Regions from separate parts of the Homo sapiens genome. Here regions 2, 3, 4, 5, 6 and 7 are each linked to region 1. Evidence: chromatin contacts called from ENCODE Hi-C or POLR2A ChIA-PET data. All regions are on one chromosome and are shown on one strand. The core of a region is the stretch at or near the end of the contact, and the rest is flanking DNA. Distances in the headings are between cores, read along the strand shown.

What was found. A loop is a pair of places that touch in the nucleus more often than their neighbours do. ChIA-PET counts read pairs that join two places held with the same protein, here RNA polymerase II (POLR2A). Pooled maps may share reads with other maps.
Region 2: a loop to region 1 is called in a map of CD4-positive, alpha-beta T cell, with 4 times the contacts of the local background. The contact joins the promoter of RABIF here to the promoter of SNRPE in region 1. A Hi-C loop is called at or near these places in 1 of 168 maps with a recorded cell type or tissue (CD4-positive, alpha-beta T cell) and 6 of 50 pooled maps. POLR2A ChIA-PET finds 5 or more read pairs at or near these places in 1 of 52 experiments (CD8-positive, alpha-beta memory T cell).
Region 3: a loop to region 1 is called in a map of CD8-positive, alpha-beta T cell, with 4 times the contacts of the local background. The contact joins the promoter of PPFIA4 here to the promoter of SNRPE in region 1. A Hi-C loop is called at or near these places in 2 of 168 maps with a recorded cell type or tissue (CD4-positive, alpha-beta T cell and CD8-positive, alpha-beta T cell) and 9 of 50 pooled maps. POLR2A ChIA-PET finds 5 or more read pairs at or near these places in 1 of 52 experiments (T-cell).
Region 4: a pooled map shows a loop between it and region 1 (6-fold over the local background). The contact joins the promoter of LRRN2-AS1 here to the promoter of SNRPE in region 1. A Hi-C loop is called at or near these places in 5 of 50 pooled maps. POLR2A ChIA-PET finds 5 or more read pairs at or near these places in 2 of 52 experiments (HEK293T and activated T-cell).
Region 5: a pooled map shows a loop between it and region 1 (4-fold over the local background). The contact joins the enhancer-like site here to the promoter of SNRPE in region 1. A Hi-C loop is called at or near these places in 1 of 168 maps with a recorded cell type or tissue (dorsolateral prefrontal cortex), 3 of 37 single-sample maps with no recorded cell type and 10 of 50 pooled maps. POLR2A ChIA-PET finds 5 or more read pairs at or near these places in 3 of 52 experiments (AG04450, MCF 10A and PC-9).
Region 6: a loop to region 1 is called in a map of naive thymus-derived CD4-positive, alpha-beta T cell, with 8 times the contacts of the local background. The contact joins the enhancer-like site here to the promoter of SNRPE in region 1. A Hi-C loop is called at or near these places in 3 of 168 maps with a recorded cell type or tissue (CD4-positive, alpha-beta T cell, CD8-positive, alpha-beta T cell and naive thymus-derived CD4-positive, alpha-beta T cell) and 10 of 50 pooled maps. POLR2A ChIA-PET finds 5 or more read pairs at or near these places in 1 of 52 experiments (activated CD8-positive, alpha-beta memory T cell).
Region 7: a loop to region 1 is called in a pooled map, with 20 times the contacts of the local background. The contact joins the promoter of LINC01353 here to the promoter of SNRPE in region 1. A Hi-C loop is called at or near these places in 2 of 168 maps with a recorded cell type or tissue (CD4-positive, alpha-beta T cell and CD8-positive, alpha-beta T cell) and 11 of 50 pooled maps. POLR2A ChIA-PET finds 5 or more read pairs at or near these places in 2 of 52 experiments (WTC11 and activated CD8-positive, alpha-beta memory T cell).

The regions. Positions count from the first base shown.
Region 1 is chr1:203,860,192-203,862,915 of GRCh38, reverse strand. It overlaps SNRPE (small nuclear ribonucleoprotein polypeptide E), which reads right to left and starts at 1,317. Exons shown (of 5, transcript NM_003094.4): 1 at 1,203-1,317; 2 at 694-720. The coding sequence starts at 1,256. RefSeq lists enhancers at 212-787, 1,173-1,432, 1,241-1,535.
Region 2 is chr1:202,887,808-202,890,531 of GRCh38, reverse strand. It overlaps RABIF (RAB interacting factor), which reads left to right and starts at 1,383. Exons shown (of 2, transcript NM_002871.5): 1 at 1,383-1,559. The coding sequence starts at 1,434. RefSeq lists an enhancer at 1,348-1,617 and a silencer at 1,688-1,977.
Region 3 is chr1:203,025,167-203,027,890 of GRCh38, reverse strand. PPFIA4 (PPFI scaffold protein A4) reads right to left here and starts at 1,400. Exons shown (of 30, transcript NM_001304331.2): 1 at 1,262-1,400. RefSeq lists an enhancer at 953-1,474 and a silencer at 1,301-1,610.
Region 4 is chr1:204,562,823-204,565,546 of GRCh38, reverse strand. LRRN2-AS1 (LRRN2 antisense RNA 1) reads right to left here and starts at 1,376. Exons shown (of 13, transcript XR_007066814.1): 1 at 261-1,376.
Region 5 is chr1:204,479,461-204,482,184 of GRCh38, reverse strand. The region is part of intron 1 of PIK3C2B (phosphatidylinositol-4-phosphate 3-kinase catalytic subunit type 2 beta); the gene reads left to right. Among named protein-coding and RNA genes, the nearest start is that of PIK3C2B, 14 kb to the left of the region's middle. RefSeq lists enhancers at 557-606, 1-696, 1,597-1,656. Within about 2 kb of position 1,389, at least 12 of the 41 ENCODE cell types and tissues checked have a DNase peak (open chromatin) inside an H3K27ac peak, as active enhancers do; they include PC-9, where a contact is called at or near this core.
Region 6 is chr1:203,266,135-203,268,858 of GRCh38, reverse strand. LOC124904486 (a long non-coding RNA gene) reads left to right here. Exons shown (of 2, transcript XR_007066798.1): 2 at 1-1,745. Among named protein-coding and RNA genes, the nearest start is that of LINC01353, 20 kb to the left of the region's middle. Within about 2 kb of position 1,383, at least 35 of the 41 ENCODE cell types and tissues checked have a DNase peak (open chromatin) inside an H3K27ac peak, as active enhancers do; they include CD8-positive, alpha-beta T cell, where a contact is called at or near this core.
Region 7 is chr1:203,285,759-203,288,482 of GRCh38, reverse strand. LINC01353 (long intergenic non-protein coding RNA 1353) reads right to left here and starts at 1,331. Exons shown (of 3, transcript NR_117097.1): 1 at 1,172-1,331; 2 at 177-494. RefSeq lists an enhancer at 326-1,525.

The DNA of each region.
Region 1 (2,724 bases), core at 68-2,567:
TAGCACAAAGCAGTAATTTCTAATGACCAAGGGCTTATCTCCTGCAGCAAAATCCAGTTCCAAAACAAAGCCTTCTCATGTCACACACCTAACAACTAGGACAGGAGCCCTCAATTCAGGTGGTTAAGAATTATTATCACCTGAAATTAATGTTTTTCAGTTGTGTTATCACACTATAAAATTTAAGTTGCTAAAATTTCCCTCAAAGGAAAGCAGCTGCCACTAAACTCCTCTGAAGCTACCCCTTCTCTCTTCCTTTTTTCGTCTTTAAGTTTTCCCACAGGTATTAAACACACCACCTCTTGACATGGTTTAAGTTGGCTGGGTTTTTCTTCCAATGTTTCATCCTAAAGGGGAGAGGTTCCAATGTTCTAGCCATAATCACTACTAACAAAACTACTGATGCCCAAATACCATGGTCAAGTCTGCTAATAATACTTTTTGGAATTAAAAAGTATTTTTGATCTTGCAAAGTAATGGATACAATTCTTTGCATGTTGGGAAGTGGCATGGATACACACCACTTCATCACATTAGTGCTTTCTAAGTACTCCTTCCCCTCAATTACCCTCCAATCTCCAGTTACATCTATTTTTAAATTCTAGAACACAGCGATCGCTCAGGTTAACACAAAAAACTAAATCAGTTCACCTCTTATTTAAAAAGTAGTTACGAAACAAGCAACTTACGTACATTTTGTAAGTATCTGAAGATGAGGTTCTGCACCACAGTGGCTAAGGAAAAAATACAAAAGCAGCATAGACTCTGCTTCCTGAAACAACCGGACGACGCTATTCCCGTCTCACCTTTGTTTACTAAACGCGAGGTCTGGTGCTTACGCAAACAACAAGTGCCCAGCTGGGCATTCGTTACGGGTCTTCTAAAGACTAAAGAACATCCATTCCACTTTCATCCCCCTGGAGTTTCCCAAAACCGTTAACTCCCGTTTTCACTCCGCACCTGAAGTTCTCTTCCCTCCTTTTGCCGCGTCCATTCCTGCATTCCCCACGGCAGGGGTCCCCCCAAGACCACCTCCCCACCATCACGGTTCAACTACCCGCGCTTTCTTCCAGTCTTGGTAGCCCCGGGGGCTCATGGGATGTGGATCCGTACTCCACTATCCCAGGCCTGCCCTCAGCCTGCGCCTTCGCACCCCGTATTCTGACCCGAACCTCCTAGTCCTGACATCCTGCGTAGGATACGATGGGCTGCACCATAACCTTCTGCACTTTCTGACCCTGGCCACGGTACGCCATGGTGGAATTTCACAAAGAGCACACCCGCACGCTGCCTCTGAGAGCAACTTCCGGAATAAAGAACCGGAAGCGGAAGTGTGAAGGTCACGCGGCGGCATGGGCGGCTCCTGGGAAATGCCCCTCTAGCCATGAAGTCACGTTTCTTCGCTGCATGGCCTCCGAGGGAGGCCAAACTGAGGCGTCTGCGCTGTGGAAGGTGGGCCGGTCCTACAGCGCCACCTGGAGGGAGGCGGGAGGAGGTGCCTTCGGTTGTATAGTGGCCGTGGTAGGAGGAGTGCCGTCCTGTCTCCAATTTCTTTTCTTTTTTTTTTTTTGAGGCGAAGTCTCGCTCTGTCGCCCAGGCTGGAGTGCAGTGGCGCGATTTCAGCTCACTGCAACCTCAGCCTCCAGGGTTCAAGCGATTCTCCTGCCTCAGCCTCCCGAGTAGCTGGGACTACAGGCGCCTGCCACCACGTCCGACTAATTTTTTGTGTTTTTAGTAGAGACGGGGTTTCACCATGTTGGCCAGGATGGTCTCGATCTCCTGACCTCATGATCCGCCCGCCTCGGCCTCCCAAAGTGCTGGGATTACAGGCGTAAGCCACCGCGCCCGGCCTGTATCTCCATTTTCTGAGTTAGCTTGAAAAGCCAAAATCGTCCCAGTGTGTATCTCTATGTGTAAAATGAGTTAATTTCGTGCCTTTCCTAAAGCCTATTTTGCTGGAGTTTAGGCTTGATAGCAGCGTTGTGGTGGAAAGGGTAGGGCGGCAAGGAGCCCAAACTTCAGGCCTCCCACCTCTGGCAGTCGGCCAGAGGCGGTCTGCATTCCAAAGCCAGACGCCTGGTTCCCTCCAGTTACGGATTCAATTCTCATCCATTTCGTGGAGAGTTACTGTTCAGGTGGCAACTGAGGGTGGCGATTTACCAGGAAGACGCTGAAATCCACATGCTGGGCGCAAATCCAGCTCTTTTAGAGTTGGTGACCAAGGATAAATTACTCAGCCTCGCCATGTCTTGGCTTAGTTTCCAAAACGGAGATTATAGTAAAGATTAACTTTACTCAGGGGCTTAAAGATTCAATGAAATAATTGTCTATGTGTGCACACAGTTAGGCGTCAGCCAGTGTCAGAACATGTCCTTCCCTGGATAACACAGCTACTAAGTGGAGCAGCTGGAATTTGTAGGTGTGCCTGACCCCAAAGTCCACCTACCTTTCCATTGTGTCATGGCTTGTGGCCTGGCAGAGATTTCACTTAATTGGCATACACATGTTATAGAGGAGGAAACTGAAGTTTAGACTTTTGAAAGGACTTGCCTAAGGGAACACGGATTAGGGCAAATGGCAGAATCAAAATTAGCTTTTCTGAGGGCTTCTGTTTAATGGGGATAATAGTAATAACGACTTCAGAAAGGGGTTGAGTTGAAAGTGATTTTTAAACTACACAAAGCGGCCAGGCTCACGCCTGTAATCCCAGCATTTTGGGAGGCC
Region 2 (2,724 bases), core at 134-2,633, 970 kb after region 1:
AATGAGTTTCAGACCAACTTCACAAATAGTTCATACACTGAAGCCACAATGGTATGTTCTACAGAAAAATCAACACGTAAAACAGCTCCTTTTTCACTCTTCACAATCGTACACACTTTCATGTGCTCACATACATACACAGAGATACCCCTAATTTGGTGGTTCATCTTATTTTTTTAAGCTCCCATAACTGGCAACCAGCTACTTAGTTATCTAACCTGGGAAAACCAGCAGTTGCTTTGTGTCACCCCCATCACAATACAGACATCCAGCTAGTTTCTAAGTTCTGTACAATTTTAATTGTTTCAAGTCCATTCCCATATCTTTGTTCCCTCTGCTAGCTTCAGGGCCTTTCTGAGCTAGACTGATGAGGTAATAGCTACCTGATACCTTACCTCTACTCTTTTTCCTCTCTTCAATCTAGCCCCTCTATTTATTCATAGGTTATCTTTCTGAAGCACAGATAGGATCATTACAGTGCTTAACATACAGCAGACAGTAAATATCGAACAGTTATTTCTGGCCTAAAATTCCACAGATTCCCATTGTTCATGTTATTAATGTTAAATTCCTTAGCATGACATTAAAGCCATGGAGCTCTGGGCCCACTCTGCCTTACCTACCTCTACTACCACTTCTCCCCACGTGTAATGTGGGTCAGCCACAGTGGTCTACTAACCATTCCTAAATTTGTTCTCACCCTTGTTCATATATAATACTGTTCTGTCTGAAATAATCTTGCTTTCCTGACAATCCTAGTTAATTAAGAGCAGTGGCTTTAGAGTTGTGCTGCAACCTTTCTGATCTTTACCTTTCTCATTTTGTGCACAAGCGTGCCGACCCCGTAAGGAAACTGATGATTTAGTAAGTTTCTAAAGGCGCTTTGACACATTTTGCCGCATAGTAAATGGTCACAATGAGTAGAAGAGACCAGCAATTAAAGTTTCCACGCATCTTTTTCCAATACCGAAAAGATACATGCCCCTCTAAGTAGTTTCCTATAGAAGAAGCTAATGTGGCTAAAACTTGATGGGAAGTCCGACCCAGATTCCCTTCATATTGCCCCCAATAATGTCCCCATTTATTCAGGAGACTAAATTCAGATCCCAGAAAACTAAACAGTAAGGTCAACCTAATGATTTGTCTAGGTTTTAAGTGAAGCCCAGTGGCCAGGTGGGTATGGAGATGTGTCACTGGTGCCAAGAAGTGTCCCTGTCACAAAGCCTGCCGACACCTAGCCACTTAGGTTAGGCAATGAATGAAGGCGCTTGCGCAGTAGAGTCCAGAGCGGGGAAGCGGGCGCCTGCGCAGAGACATAGTGACCGTCCGCTCGCCGCCCCGCCTCTGCCAAGCCGCGCCAGCGCAGTGAATAACGAGCCAGCAGAGACAGCGTCTGCGCAGCCGTGGCTGAGGAGCCTGTGGCGGCAGCGGCGATGGAACCAGCGGAGCAGCCGAGCGAGTTAGTGTCAGCCGAGGGCCGAAACCGGAAGGCGGTGCTGTGCCAGCGTTGCGGCTCCCGGGTGCTGCAGCCAGGGACCGCTCTCTTCTCTCGCCGACAGGTAGGGAGGCAGGTTGGAGGCCGTTTACACCCACAGTCTCCCCCGACGAGCCGCCGCAGTCAGAATCTGAACCCCGGCTCTTCAATTTCCGGCAACCGCGCCCTCCTCGCGCGGCCTTAAGCCCCGCCCCTCGGGCCTCAGCTCGGCGAGGCTCCGCCCCTGGGGCCGCTGAAGGCTAGGGAGGGAACCGGGTCCCGCCCCGGCATCTTTTGCCGCGGGAACCCTTCCCTGGGCCACCCGGCCCAGCCAGCCCGGCCCTCTGCCCCCGGGGGGGCTTCGAGCGCGGGCCGTGCGCCCCGCCGCCGTCCAAGGCCGGTGCTCCGCGGGCGCGTGGAAGGGAGGCGCCCCATTCCGGCTCTCGGAGCTCCCGCCAGCTTGCAGGACCCGGCAGGTGCCTCTCGGCCGCCGCTCACCGCGGGTGTTGCTGGGTTCCTTTCCCACTTTAGACCTCACCCGCCAGTCCTGAATTCACCGTCTCATTTATGACGGGCACCTATCTGCTCCACAGAGGATCCCCAGGAACAACTGGTGTTGGGGACGCGGCAAAATAACCCTGGTAACCTACCCACTTTACCGAGGCACTGGAAGCCTGTGGTTTTCCAGATGAATCATATTTCAAGTGCAGTAGATCCCTGACGTCCTGGAAGTAAATTTCGAAGAAAAACTTTTTTTTTCCCTTCAGTTTAGGGATTTTAATACCCTTCCTACCACCATCATCGCAAGTGAGAAAGTTGAAAAAAAAATTTATTTCGGTAAACTGTGTTGAAGTGCAAATATAATGTCATTTCAACCATAGACACATCCTATCATTCAAAATTATTTCTAAAAATATGCAGATCATTTTATTATTTCACGTGCTTGAACAGATGGTGAAGTGTAATGTCTAGTAGAAGAGCAAGAGGTACCCATTCGTCCAAAACAGCCTTTCATCAAAGGAGGAAAAAAGGGAATCTGTGTCTGTTGTTTTGTAGGTATTTTGATGACTTTTGATCTAGAGATTGGTGGAGGTCCCGGGGTTCTTTTAAGACTTCAAGGTTTAGGAGTAGAGTTCTCAATTAATTTTACGAAGTTAGTGGCATTATGGAGTCAGTGGAAAGAACATGGATCTTGGAATTGAAACATACATGGAATTGAGTCCTGACTATCATTCATTAACATTAAAACA
Region 3 (2,724 bases), core at 151-2,650, 840 kb after region 1:
TTTGAAAGCACGTGGACACAGTTCTTTCTTTTTCTAATCCAACAGCAATGTAACAGAATGGGGATGGGCGGTGAGAAGGGTGTTAACAGAATACCTGCTATGTGTGCCTCCTATGTGTACCTTTCAGCTACTCCGTGGCTGTAAATTGCCTTCAGAAGACCTAGCACCGAGCATAGTATCTGGCAGATAGTAGGTGTCCAACAAATGTTTGCTGGATGTTGAGCAAAGTACTAGGTACCAGATCCAAGAACTCTGGAAAGGACTATGGGAAATCCCTGAAACCTGGCTCCTGGAGGGGACCCTTAAGCTCACACCAGGAGGGGATCTCCCTGCGAAGCAGCGCCTCCTTAACCACTTGCTCTCCACACAGAACGGCCCCAACTCTCCTGCTCCTCTGATGGAAACTACCAGCACACCTCTCCTCAAAGGTGACATCAGCTCCTAGTGGCACCTTGTCCTGGATCCCTCCTCCTTCTCGAAGAAAACCACCTACACCATGTCTCCAAGTCCTCCAGCCCGACCTCTCTCTTCCCACCCACCATCAAAACCTCAAAATCTGCGCTGGAAAACATCCCTACTGCGTGGACGTAAGTCAGCGCCCCACTCCCACCCTCCCAGTTCAGGCATCTCTATTCCAGCCCTCTTTTCCTGTTGCGCCCACCCCTGTCCCCACCCCCACCAGGCCTCGGGTTGGCCGCTCCTTCCACCCCACCGCCCTGGCACTGCGGAGATGGGGGCATCTCTGGCACAGACTGAGGCTGGCAGTTCGAGGAATGGAGAGCTAGCGACAGGAACAGGGGTGCTATGAGCAACTCGGGAAAGATTAAGACCCCCGCGAAGAGCGAAGACCTCAGCCCATCAGAATCGCGTCCCCAAAGGAGTGGGGTTGGCCCCGGAGCCGAGAGGCGCTTTTTCTGACTCTCCTGGAGGGGAAATGGGGGCGCAGTCTGCTCCGTTCCCACCGGGAGACTCGCCAACTCGGCCCCCTCCCCTGAAGCCGATGGAGCAGAGGGCGCACTCCACGCCCTCCCCGCAGATCAGGCATCGCCCCTATCCTCACCCCCAAGGGCACAGGGCACCGCAAAGGAGGGCGAGGGGCGGCAGGGTAAGCAGTACCGACGCCTGCCGGAGGTAGCACATACGGAGTCAAAAAGGGCTGTTTCCCGAGGTGCGATAGACGAGACCCCTCCCCAAACTGTCGAGGGGAGCTGGAGATGGGGAAAAGACGCATCCTACCCCAGTCCAGGCTCTGGGCGCTCACCTGCCTGCAAATGCCGAAGGCCAGGCGGCTAGGCTCGGAAGCAGCAGGGAGCCGCCCCCGACCCGTGCAGCCCGACACGTCCTAGAGCCGAGCCGGCGCCGAGGTAGCTGCAGCCTCCGCCGCCCAAGCGCGCGGCCGCGGGGCCCCGCCCCCTTCCTCCGCGGACAACCCCCCCCGGCTCCGCCCCCTAGGCGGGGCTGGGCTGCCGCGACCGAGGCCACGCCTCCCGCCCCCAAGCGCCTCGGGTCCGGGCACGTGACGAGAGCGCCGCTTTGAGGCCGCGCGCCATCTTGGTTCAGCCTAGGAGGTGGCGAAGTGCCAGAGTTTTATTCCGCAGAAGGGTCTCAGGGCCCAGGAGTGCTGCCCACATTCTGCCCCTCCCTCTGAACTCGCCCTTGTTCCTAGTCTAACAGCCCGTTCCCTAAATTGGCCTTAGTCTCGGCCTTGTAATTGTCAAGTTTGTCACCTTTCACGCTTGCTCTCCTGCCCGTTCCTTGCTTTTCCTTTGATCGCACCCATTTTTTAAGTGGGGAAACTTGATATCCGGATACTACATCTGTAGTATGCTCTTCAGTGAATTGTGTCGCTTGCCTTCAGGCACCTGGCTGTTCTAACACTGTTACTACAAAATGAAGGGTTTGTCTATTACATATACATAGTATGAAAACAAGTCTCAAATGCCAAAATTCCTGACTGACAAATTTTAGCTAAGCCTCTCCATTTTCCTGAATTGCTCCCTTACCCTGCCCCCTGTGGCTATTAATGCATCTTTTCCATCTGCTTTGTGAAGTTTCATCACAGTGCCTACTCAATCCTTTACCAATACCCAGTAAGCACCACTAAAAGTGTGAACAATTTTTATATACATGCAATGTGTTCATGTGTGTGTATTTATAGATATATACACAGCATGTTCTATATCAGCAGCAAATGCTATAGTTGAGATCAGTGACACATACAACCTTCTCTCATTTATCTTCCACCCAATATATTCACCATTTGGCATAATTTCCTTGCGTCTCTTTGAAGACAGGGAAATCTTGAGTAATTCTGATCTGAGGGGTGGGTAAGTGAAGCTAAATCTGTGACCCTTGAACAACAGGGCCTTCAACTGCACAGGGCCAGTTGCATGCAGATTTTCTTCCTTCCCCGCCACCCCTGAGACAGCAAGACTACCCCTCCTCTTCTTACTCGTCAGCCTGCTCAACATGATGACCCACTTAATGAACAGTAAATGTATTTTCTCTTCTTTGATTTTCTTAATAACATTTTCTTTTCTCGAGCTTATTATAATAAGGTATATACTACATATACAAAATGCACATTAATCAACTGTTTATGTTATCAATAAGGCTTCCAGTCAACAGTAGGCTATTAAGTTTTCGGGCAGTCAAAAGTCATAGCAGATTTTCAACTGTGTGAGGGTCTGTGTCCATAACTCTCACAGCGTTCAAGGATCAATT
Region 4 (2,724 bases), core at 127-2,626, 700 kb before region 1:
CGAGTCTCTTTACCTTGAATCAAAAGCATAGCTTATTTCCCACTAGTGATTCTCTTAGAGGTTAATGATGAAGGGGAACAAGCCCTAGACTGAGAGGGGGCAAGAGCTGGTTACCAGACCAAAGGTGTGAATTGGCCATGTGATACTTGATATCACATCTGTTGTTGTAAAGTAAGGGTGTTCAAGAAAGTGATCCTTAAGGCTATAAAAGATATTTTTTTGCACCCCTTGCCCTAAACTTAAAATAAGTGCTCACTCACCTCTCCCTTCTTTTCTCCACTCTTGCAAGGTTTTCCGTGTATGTATGTGTCAGAAATATTGGAGTATCTGCCTAAGCCTAGTAAAACAAAACAAAAATCCATTCTCATCCCCATGATGCTTTCATAATCTTGTCCTTAACCATTTCCCACTGTTCCTCTTCCTCTCCCCAAACCTTTCCCCCTTAGCCTTAGACTTCAGCAGTGGTTCTCAGAATGTGGTTTCTAGGCCGGAAACATCAGCATCACCTGGGAACTTGATAGAAATGCAAATGCTTGGACCGCATGCAGACCTACGTTACTGAAACCTCTGGGTGAGGCCCAACAACCTGTCAAACACCGTCAGACCTGTCAAACTGTTTGCTCAAGTTTGAGAGCCACTGTTCCAGATCAGGGTTCTTAATCTAGGGTCCACAGATGGTTCTAGGAAGTCTAAATGTTTTTTGAATTTGCATATAACATTTTGCACAAGTACATGCCCTTTTTCTGGAGACAAGTTCTCAAAGCAGTCAACTCTTGACTCCAACTACACTATCATTCTGTTTCTTTCTTTCTTTTTTTTTTTCTTTTTGAGACAGTTTTGCTCTTGTCGCCCAGGCTGGAGTGCAATGTCTTGATTTCCACTCACTGCAACCTCCGCCTCCTGGGTTCAAGCGATTCTCCAGTCTCAGCCTCCTGAGTAGCTGGGATTACAGGTGCCCACCACCACGCCCAGCTAATTTTTGTATTCTTAGTAGAGATGGGTTTCACCATGTTGGCCAGGCTGGTCTCAAACTCCTGACCTCAGGTGATCCGCCCACCTCCGGCCTCCCAAAGTGCTGGGATTACAGGTGTGAGCCACCGCACCCGGCCTATCACTCTGTTTCATAAACAACTTCCTGCCTACATCTGCAAACTCTTCTTTCCTCCTCTTCTTTGCCTTAAAAGATACCTGGCTTTCCCTCCAAAGGATCTTGGTGGTCACTTTCCCATACCTCATGTGCTTTCAGGATAGGGTATGGGGCCTCCCCAGTACTGCACTCAGACCCCTATTCTTCCACACTTCCAAATCTCTGCATATATATATATACACATATATATATATACACACACACACACATATATATACACACACATATATATATACACATATATATACCAAATCTCTGCATATATATACACACACATACACACACACACACACACACATATACATATATATATTTAGATCTATACTCCCCTTTACTCCTCCTTTACTGCTGTCATCTGCTGACTTTGCTCACACTTTCCCTTGTTCATTACAGACTTTGGGTTCCTACCTCCTACCAGCTTCCTGGATGATAACAACATCACATGAATGACCCATCTAACACCACGGCCTCGTGGGACCTTAACCACTTCATGTCAAAGAATTTCACCTTCACATACTCCAGCCACTCACTCTGTTAGGCCCTGGGAGCTTGCCCTCATCTGGGATGCTCCACCGTATGCCAGTCAGCTTATGCCAAATTACACTGTGGTAACAAACCCCCAAATCTCAATCGCTTGAATTAACAAAAGCTTGTTCCTTTGTCCCTCGCAGGATAGGTACAGCTATGGTCCCTGTTCTCTTCAGTCTTGGAGACAGGTCAAAGGGAGCAGCCCCCATTTTGGGACACACTAGCCTCACGTGGAGGAAAAAGAGCACTGACTTACCCACACAATGGTCCCTAAGCCTCTGCTCAGAATAGCACAGTTCATTTCCACTTGCATCCCATTGGCCAGCCCGCTGCCAGTGGTGCAGGAAGTGCAATCTTTTCCAAGGCCTGGTAGAGAAAAGCTGCGCAGGTTTTGACAGTAATACATCTACCACAGCCTTTGAAGTCCTATTAGATCTTTCTTCCTCTCTCTCTCTCTCAACATAGCGACCTGTCTTTTCAGCTCCTGGTCCTCTCCTCCTACTGTACTATTCTTCAGTTTCAATCAGCCCCCTCCTGGAAATGACAATAGATAACATTTACTGAACACTTAGTAGGTTCTATCTTGACATCTATTATCTCGTGAGTCATTGAGAGCTTAGAGAAGTTAGCCTGTCTTCACCTCATTCTGTCTTCTAGGTTAGAACCATTACTTCGCCTATGAGGAAAACAGAAGAACCAGATAGAACTGAGAGGCCAGGTCAGGGCCATAAATGTGTGACACCAATCTGCAGGTTGTGTGATGTTTCTCCTGTAGTACGCATTGGCTGGCCTCAGTGGTCCTCAACCAGAGGCCATTCTCCCACTTAAGTAATATTTACCAATGTCTGCGGACATTTTTTATTGTCATAATTAGGGGAGTGCTACTGGCATCTAGGGAGCAGAGGCCAAGAATGCTGCTAAACATCTTAGAACACACAGGACAGCCCCCATCACAGAATTCTTCAATCCAAAATGTCAACAGTCCTGAGGCTGAAAAGCCCTGGTCTGCAAATTGGACAGTCTCAGGCAATTGCCTTGTGGAAATTTTC
Region 5 (2,724 bases), core at 140-2,639, 620 kb before region 1:
CTCAGGAGCAGAGACCAGGGGGAGGCCATGGAGCTATGGGGCCTAACATTAGAGAGCACCCCCCCCCCCCCCCCCGTCTTTTCATGGCTCATTCCTCCCTGGGAAAATAGAAGTCTTACCATTTCCAGGGCCTGTTGGGTTGGGTGCTCCCCTCCTTAGATTCTGCTTTTTAATGCAAATGGCCCTGGGAGGGACTAACACCTTGACCTCTCACACCCCTGTGTAAGTGAGTATCAGATGTTTAGGGGTGTTTCATTTTTCTGTTTTTCTCTGGATTGAAAGACTGGAACTGCTTGAAAACCGGTGTCCCTTTCCTTTCCTACCCTGGTCTGTGGGGACCCCACGGCTTCTTTACACCTTCCTGATTTAGGGAATGACCGGCCACCCTGGGGGGCCTGCCAGAAGGCCTGGGGGCATTTGGGAGAGGGCTCTTGTGAAGCTCTTCTGCCTGAGGCTCCTTCTGTGGCATTCTCTTTGCCTGAGTGCCCTCAGCCTGCTGGAACGCAGAGAACAGCCTGCTTGGGGAAGGGCCGGAGCTGCCCCCTGGTGCTGAGAGGGCCTGTTTTCCTTTTTCTTCTGGGTTTAACCTTTTTTCTCAGACTTCTTTGCCAGTGACACTAAGAATGTGACCTCGGCGTGGTGGCTCATGCCTGTAATCCCAGCACTTTGGGAGGCCCAGGCAGGTGGATCATGAGGTCAGGAGATCGAGACCATCCTGGCTAACATGATGAAACCCCGTGTCTACTAAAAATACAAAAAATTAGCTGGGCATGGTGGCGGGTGCCTGTGGTTCAGGAAGCTGAGGCAGAGAATTGCTTCAACCTGGGAGGTGGAGGTTGCAGTGAGCGGAGATCACGCCACTGCACTCAGCCTGGGCGACAGAGCGAGACTATGTCTCAAAAAAAAAAAAAAAAAAGAATGTGACCTTATGGGTCTAGGCCAGCTTCCTCTCTTCTCTTCTGGGAGAGCTGGTGAGGGAGTGAGTGAGCAGGAGGGTGTGTGTCGGGGGAGAGTAGGGTGTGTATGGGGAGGGTGTGAGGGGTATGGGATAAGCATGGGAGGTGTGTGGTGTGTATGTAGCGGGGAGACATAGATGTGTGTGTGGGGTGCAGGGGGAAAAGTATGTGGAGGGGTTGGGGGTTACACATGGTTTGTGTGATCCCTATGGCTTCAGGCCCCCAAGAGTGACTGTAATCTATTAGGGATTGCCTTGATATTTGAGGAGTTAGCATTAACTGAAGATATCCTGCTTTATCATTAGACTCTGAGTCTAGCTTGCTGGTTGAGGAACACCACGATGGCACAGGGACAGTGGGCTGGGCTGTGGGCACGTGGTGGAGAGCCTTCCTATCCCAAGGGAAGAAAGAAGCATGGCGCGGGGGCTGGTCGGCGCCTTAGCCGGTTCCCATGAATGGCTGGCTCTGCCTTTTTCTGCTTGACTTCCTTTGGCCCTTCTCAGAGCTGAGCAGGTGGCTGTCAGCTGCCGGCAGCCCACCACCCACACAGCCTGGCCCTGCCCATTGGCTCCTGCACCCAGGCTTACAGGCAGTCACCCCCATCCTCCCCACAGACAGCACCACCACCTGGGAGCTGCTGGCCCTGCCTCCTCTACTCTTATGTGTGTGATCCTTCTGGGTACTGGGGCTCTGGCATATCTGTGCTGAGTGTATACTTGCAGGGGAGAGCACAGGGCTGGGGCCAAGAGTGTTTCTGAGTATTCCCACCATGCCAGCCTCCCTTCATCGGGTCTACAATCTTTTCCCAACTCTGGAACAGCTCCAGTAGGAGAGACAGTACAAAGTCACTTAGCCTGAGTGGTCCTCCCTCTCATCTGGGACAGAAAGGAGGACCCTGTCTTCAAGACCAGAGAGAACCTTTTGGACATCTGAGAAAGGTGCTACCAGAAAGCACCCTAACAATCATTATAATTGAACAAATTGGAGACGCTTGCTCAAAAAGCCAGTGTCAGCCCAGCAAGGATGTCTTCCTTCTGGAGGATGGTCTCACTGGCATTATTCAGTGCTCTCTGGTCAGTCCAGTGCCTCTGCAGTTACCCCGACGTACATCCTCATCCCCTTGGAATGGGGCTGGGCCCTCGTTTGAAGTACGCCTCCACACTGCCTCCTTGCTCCTTGCAGACCTGGATGGGTTAGCCCGGCCCCGCCGAGCCCAGTGCAGAAGACCTGCGGAGGCAGCTCCTCTGCCGTGGCCTCTCCTGTCCTCTCTCTGATGAGCCCTCCAGGCAGAGCAGAGCCTTGTTGTTATGTTGTTTCCTCACTTTGGTGCCCTGGCTGGATGGGAACAGCTGGGACTTGCTTTATGGACTCTGCTGAACAGGCTGGCATCCTCCAGGGAGTTTTCCCCACCCACACAGGAATGAATCCTGCAGAACTGGATTCCCAAGGGCATGAGCTAAGGAAGCTGAACTGAGGCTGGAGGTGACAGTGGTGACAATCTGGGCCTTGCAGAAGACCTCAGTTTATAGGAAGCAAATGCTGTATCGAGGCAAAGCTGAGGAGGATGGTAGATGGGGGAGGCCAGGCCTAAAGAGAGCTACTGTGTCTTCGTCTCTAACTCCACCCATTTTCTGTGTCCTCTTTCAGAGGACCTTTGTTTATACTTCACAGCATCTACAGTATTTTCAGAGCGTTTAGGGTTTCCTAGGTGTTGCTTTTTGGAAATTCTGTGGTTGTTTTTCTGATACAGGATGGGCTGGTGTGAAAG
Region 6 (2,724 bases), core at 134-2,633, 590 kb after region 1:
ACCAACATGGGGTAGACGTCAGGAAGGAGCACGTTTTTATAGGACAGAGCACACTTCTCCAACTGGTTTGACTGCCCTGTTACAATGTCCTCTGCAAGCCATCATTCTGTAGGATTCCTGTTTTGTGTGGATTCTAGAAACCAGTGAAATATTCAGAGGTGTTAATAGCATCAAGATTTCATTGGTTCTTTCCATTCTTTTTATTTTTATTTTTTGAGATGGGGTCTCAGTCCCTGCCCCAGGCTGGAGTGCAGTGGCACCATCACAGCTCACCACAGCCTCAACACCCCAGGGCTCAGGCGATCCTCCTGCCTCAGCCTCCTGAGTAGCTGAGACCATAGGTACGTACCACCATGCCTGGCTAATTTTACATATATACACATATATGTGTGTATATATAATTATATACGTATATATACACATATATACATATATAATTATATACATATATACATATATACACACACATATATGTGTATATATATACACACATATATATGTATATATACACATATGTATATGTGTGTGTGTGTGTGTGTATATATATATATATATATATATATATATATATTTGAAGAGACAGGGTCTCCTTACGTTGTCCAGACTGATCTTGAACTCCTGGGCTCAAGCGATCCTCCTGTCTCAGTCTCCCAAAGTGCTGGGATTACAGACGTGAGCCACCGCGCCTGGCCAGCTTTTTCCGTTTTGAGTAGAGACGGCAAGAAGCGCCCCACAGCTTGCCCTTGCTTCGGAACTCGGGGTTGTGAATCAGTCAGGATAGAAATTAATGGTGCAGTGGGAATAAAGAGGAATGTTAGATGATCTCGCAGGGGTGGGGGAGAACCCAAAAAGAAAGAACGAACGTGAAGAAGCCTAGCTCTCCGAGACTGGGGTTCAGTCCTTGCTGGAGAAAGTGCGTTGCAGCCCATTGAGGGCAGAAGAGTTCTCTGGGTTGTCCCTGGACAGAACCGGGCCACAGTCAAGAGAGCGAACATTGTGGGGAAGAGAACGGCAGGCCACGGCTCAGGGGCTGGAAGCCCCCTGCTGGGGTGCCCACAAAATTCCTCCGGAAGTTGCTGTTGGGGGATGCGCTGAACTCATGGCAAAGCCACCTAGGACTCACGCAGAACTTGCTGGGAAGCTGCCCCCGGGGAAGTGCGCATGCGGGACTTCGCAGGAAACTGGCTGGGTCAAGTCGGCTCCACCAGGAATCCACCCAAGACGGTGCGGCTGAACTCGCCACTGGGAAACTAAGTGGGACACCCACAGAACTAGCCGTGAAGATGCCTGCGGAAGTGCCCTGAAACTGAGCTGAGAACCCCGGGGGTTCAGAGTCCCGAAAGCAAGTAGGAAGGAAAGCTTAAAGAAACCGCAAGAGAAGTCTCTTCTTCTCTCTGTCCTCTAGCGCCCTCTACTGACACAGTTTAACACTGTGCCCGCTGGCAAGGGAGAAACGTTTGGAGCCAGAGAGTAATAAACTGGTAACTGGTACAGGATGTTAGCCAACTCCACTGAGGATGGGAGAGCTCTTCTATAAGCCCTTTTTGAAAAATAGTACTTGAGGACATAGTCCTGCCAGCTAAGAAACGAATCAAAATAAATAATTCAACAGAAAAAATGTAAAAGAAAAGGCAAAGAACAATCAAATCAATAAAACTAAATGAACGAAATAATTATAATTAATATAATATGAAACTAATCATTATTATTAAAATTAAATATAATAAATATTTCATGATTATAAATTGGGGTTTTTGTATCACAATTTACTTTGACAAAAACTGGGAGGTAGCAAAGAAAGAGTATACTATTAATAAAAAGTGAGAGGTGGCAAAATAGTATGCATGTATCTTATTGATCGATATGGCCTTATTCTTGATGTTAAGACATTTAGGCCGGGCGCGGTGGCTCACGCCTGTAATCCCAGCACTTTGGGAGGCCAAGGCGGGCAGATGGCCTCAGCTCACCAGTTCGAGACCAGCCTACGCCACACGGTGAAACCCCGTCTCTACTAAAATACAAAAAATTACCCGGGCCAGCCGCCCCTTCTGGGAGATGGGGGGGCGCCCCCGCCCGGCAGCCGCCCCATCTGGGAGGTGGGGGGCTCCTCTGCCCGGCCGCCCCGTCTGGGGGGTGGGGGGCCCCTCTGCCGGGCCGCCACGTCTGGGAAGTGAGGAGCCCCTCTGCTCAGCTGCCACCCCGTCTGGGAGGTGTACCCAACAGCTCATTGAGAATGGGCCATGATGACGATGGCGGTTTTGTCGAATAGAAAAGGGGGAAATGTGGGGAAAAAGAGAGATCAGATTGTTACTGTGTCTGTGTAGAAAGAAGTAGACATAGGAGACTCCATTTTGTTCTGTACTAAGAAAAATTCTTCTGCCTTGGGATGCTGTTAATCTATAACCTTACCCCCAACCCGGTGCTCTCTGAAACATGTGGTGTGTCAACTCAGGGTTAAATGGATTAAGGGCGGTGCAAGATGTGCTTTGTTAAACAGATGCTTGAAGGCAGCATGCTGGTTAAGAGTCATCACCACTCCCTAATCTCAAGCACCCAGGGACACAAACACTGCGGAAGGCCGCAGGGTCCTCTGCCTAGGAAAACCAGAGACCTTTGTTCACATGTTTATCTGCTGACCTTCTCTCCACTATTGTCCTATGTCCCTGCCAAATCCCCCTCTCCGAGAAACACCCAAGAATGATCAATAAATACTAAAAAATTAAA
Region 7 (2,724 bases), core at 82-2,581, 570 kb after region 1:
TGGAAGCACAAGACCGATGCTTCCACCCCAGCTTTGCCCTGCCCTGGGCCATTCCACCCTTCTGAGCCTCCATTTCCTTATCACTGAAATGGGGAGAATACTTTCTGGCTGGCTTCGTTTATTGTGAGAGTCAAGAGAATAAACGTTTGTGAAAATACTTTGAAAACAGCCCCCACCTATCAGTTCTCCACCAGGTGAATTCTCCCCTCTCATCCTCGGCACCAGCTCCTACCCCATTCCTCCCCTTCGAGTCTCTCTCTGTAGATTTTCATGGCTTTGGGCATTTTGTTCACAGCTCTGTTGACATTCCCTTGACCTCAGAATTCTGGAGGTGCCTTAATTCCGACTTCCCCTATAGACGCCTCCTCAGGGCAGGAAATATGCCTTATTCATTCATCCTGTGATTCCAGTGCCAGGCCCAGGAAGGGCACATAGTAGGAGCTCAGTCAGCGCTGATTCCCTTTCTTCTACCAGCAAATCCCAGGGATGGAGGCCTGAAAAAGAACCCAGTAGAATTTAGGGGAGCAGACTCTGTCCTCCAAGAGAGAGGGGTTGGGGAAGAAGGGAGACAGGAGGAAAGGAGGGGAGTGGCCCTTTGCTATGCAGGCCAAAGGATGCCCGCTGTCACCACACACAGGCGCAAGGTAATACCAGTCTCCATAGGGTGACATGGTGCTGACTGGTTTTACTCAGCGATCCCAAGGCTGGGAGAACCTCTGAGAGCCTCAGCAGAGGGCCAAGCCACTCTTCCTGGTAGGAAAGCAGACATTCTGCCTAAAAGGGAAGTCCTTGGGTAACAAGTTCCACTTCATCACAGCCAGGGCACTAACCTAAAACCCTACCCTCTCCTCCTCCCCCACCGCACAGGCAAACCATTTCCTCTTCTGCTGAGCTCATGGAAACAAAGAACAGCTGTCCTCTCATTGATTGGTTTAAAAATAAGAGACTCTTGCTTTACCTCCCCAACCCCCCACCCAGACCTCTGATGACCAAACATCTCAGCACAGTCCCCCTCAGGCCTCCACCCACTCCCCTGGGGACAGAGGGGCAGCCCCTGGGCCGCCCACAGGCTCCCTCCTCCTCCCTGTGGGGACCAGCCTCTGCCTGCCACTGAGCCACACCCGTCTACCTTCGGTGGGGTGACTGCAGCTGCCCAGCCACTGGCTCTTACCAGTGTGGCCTTGGCATTCACACTTTGGCCACCATAATTTTGTCTCTGCAGTGGGCCTTGCACAAGGCTGGGAGGAAACAGCCTCTGTAGAAATCAAGGTTTCCTGCTCTGTGAGGGCTGATGCGGTGCCATGGAGATACTTCCTGTGACTTTGCCAGGCAAACTGGAGGCCAGGGGAAAGATCGGGAGTGTGAAGTCCTGACTTCTCAGCTACTCAGAAACCCCTCTAAGCCTCGATGTTTTCATCTGAAAAATGACAGTGGCAAACTGCTTATAGAGGGACTGTCAGGATCAAACGAGATATGGTTATGAAGGCGCATTGAAAACGGTGCCACCATGGACACACGAGTTGCTATTTCTGCCTGCCACCTCCACAGACCCCAGTTCACCACCAGCTGCAATCTCTACAAGTGGCCCTGCCTTCCTGAAAACCCCAAACCAAGACTTGCCTCCCTGGGCATCTGAGTCCACCCCATCCTCTCTCCTCGGGCTTACTTACTCAACCTACACCACAGGGAAATGCACCAGTTGCTTAAGAGGTGTGGAAAGTTTCCTCCAGTTTTTTCCATGGTTTGTGTGCTTGTCTTACCTGTCCCGCCTCCTTCCTAGCACCGTGGGAGTATAAGCTGGCTCCTCTGCAATGGATCCGTGGCCAGTACCTCTGTTCCCTCACAGCACAGGATAACAATAAGTGTGCCAAATGGAAGTGTGCGTGTGGGAGAGGGCACACAGCCAGATGGCTCCTTGGGGCAAAGCCTTATTTCTACCACATAGGACTTTGTAGACAATCACTCTCTGGCTATAGAGGGGTTTTGTGCTCATTTTCTGTTGTGAATCAAGCTAATTTTGGATTCACTGGGATACAATAGTGAACTGAAAGGCAGCTGCCTGCAGGAGGAGCTCAGAGAACCAAGCAGAGCCAAGCCCTGGGAAGCCTTTTAGAGGAAGATTTGCAGAGAAGGAGTGTGACAGTCATAAGTGTCCCACGCTCTCAGTCCTCAGCAGGCTGTCCCTCCCAGTCCCAGGTTCACCTTGCAGAGGTGTGGTGGAGAACAAGCGTGCCCAGCAGCTTCCCGTCTGAAAGCCAACTGGCACAGCCCACCTCCAGTGGGCCACCCATGTTTCTGGGGCCAATGAGCCTCTGAGCTGGGAGGTCCTGGCCAAAGAAATGCCCTCCTGCCTCAGAGAACAGAAAGTTCCAGAAGATCCAGGGTAGCTTTATTCCTGACTTAGCAAGCAGACCTAGAAGTGGGATGGAGAAGGGCTTTTGAATCTCCCTCCAAAGGTCCAGAGAAATCTCCTTGGAAATTTGATTGATTATTGATTATTGTAACAAGAGTTTCTCCTCCCCCAGGAAGCTCACCAGAGTGGTCTTCTTCTAATAGAGGCGGAACTGTGTGATGGGTGGTCGGAGGTTCCGGCTGCTGTGCCAGACCGCTTGGGTTCAAATCTTATCTTTAACAGTTACCTAATATTCGCTGTGCTTCAGTTGCCTCATCCATAAAGTAGAAATTACAATGATATCTATCACATTGGATTGTTTTTGATTAATG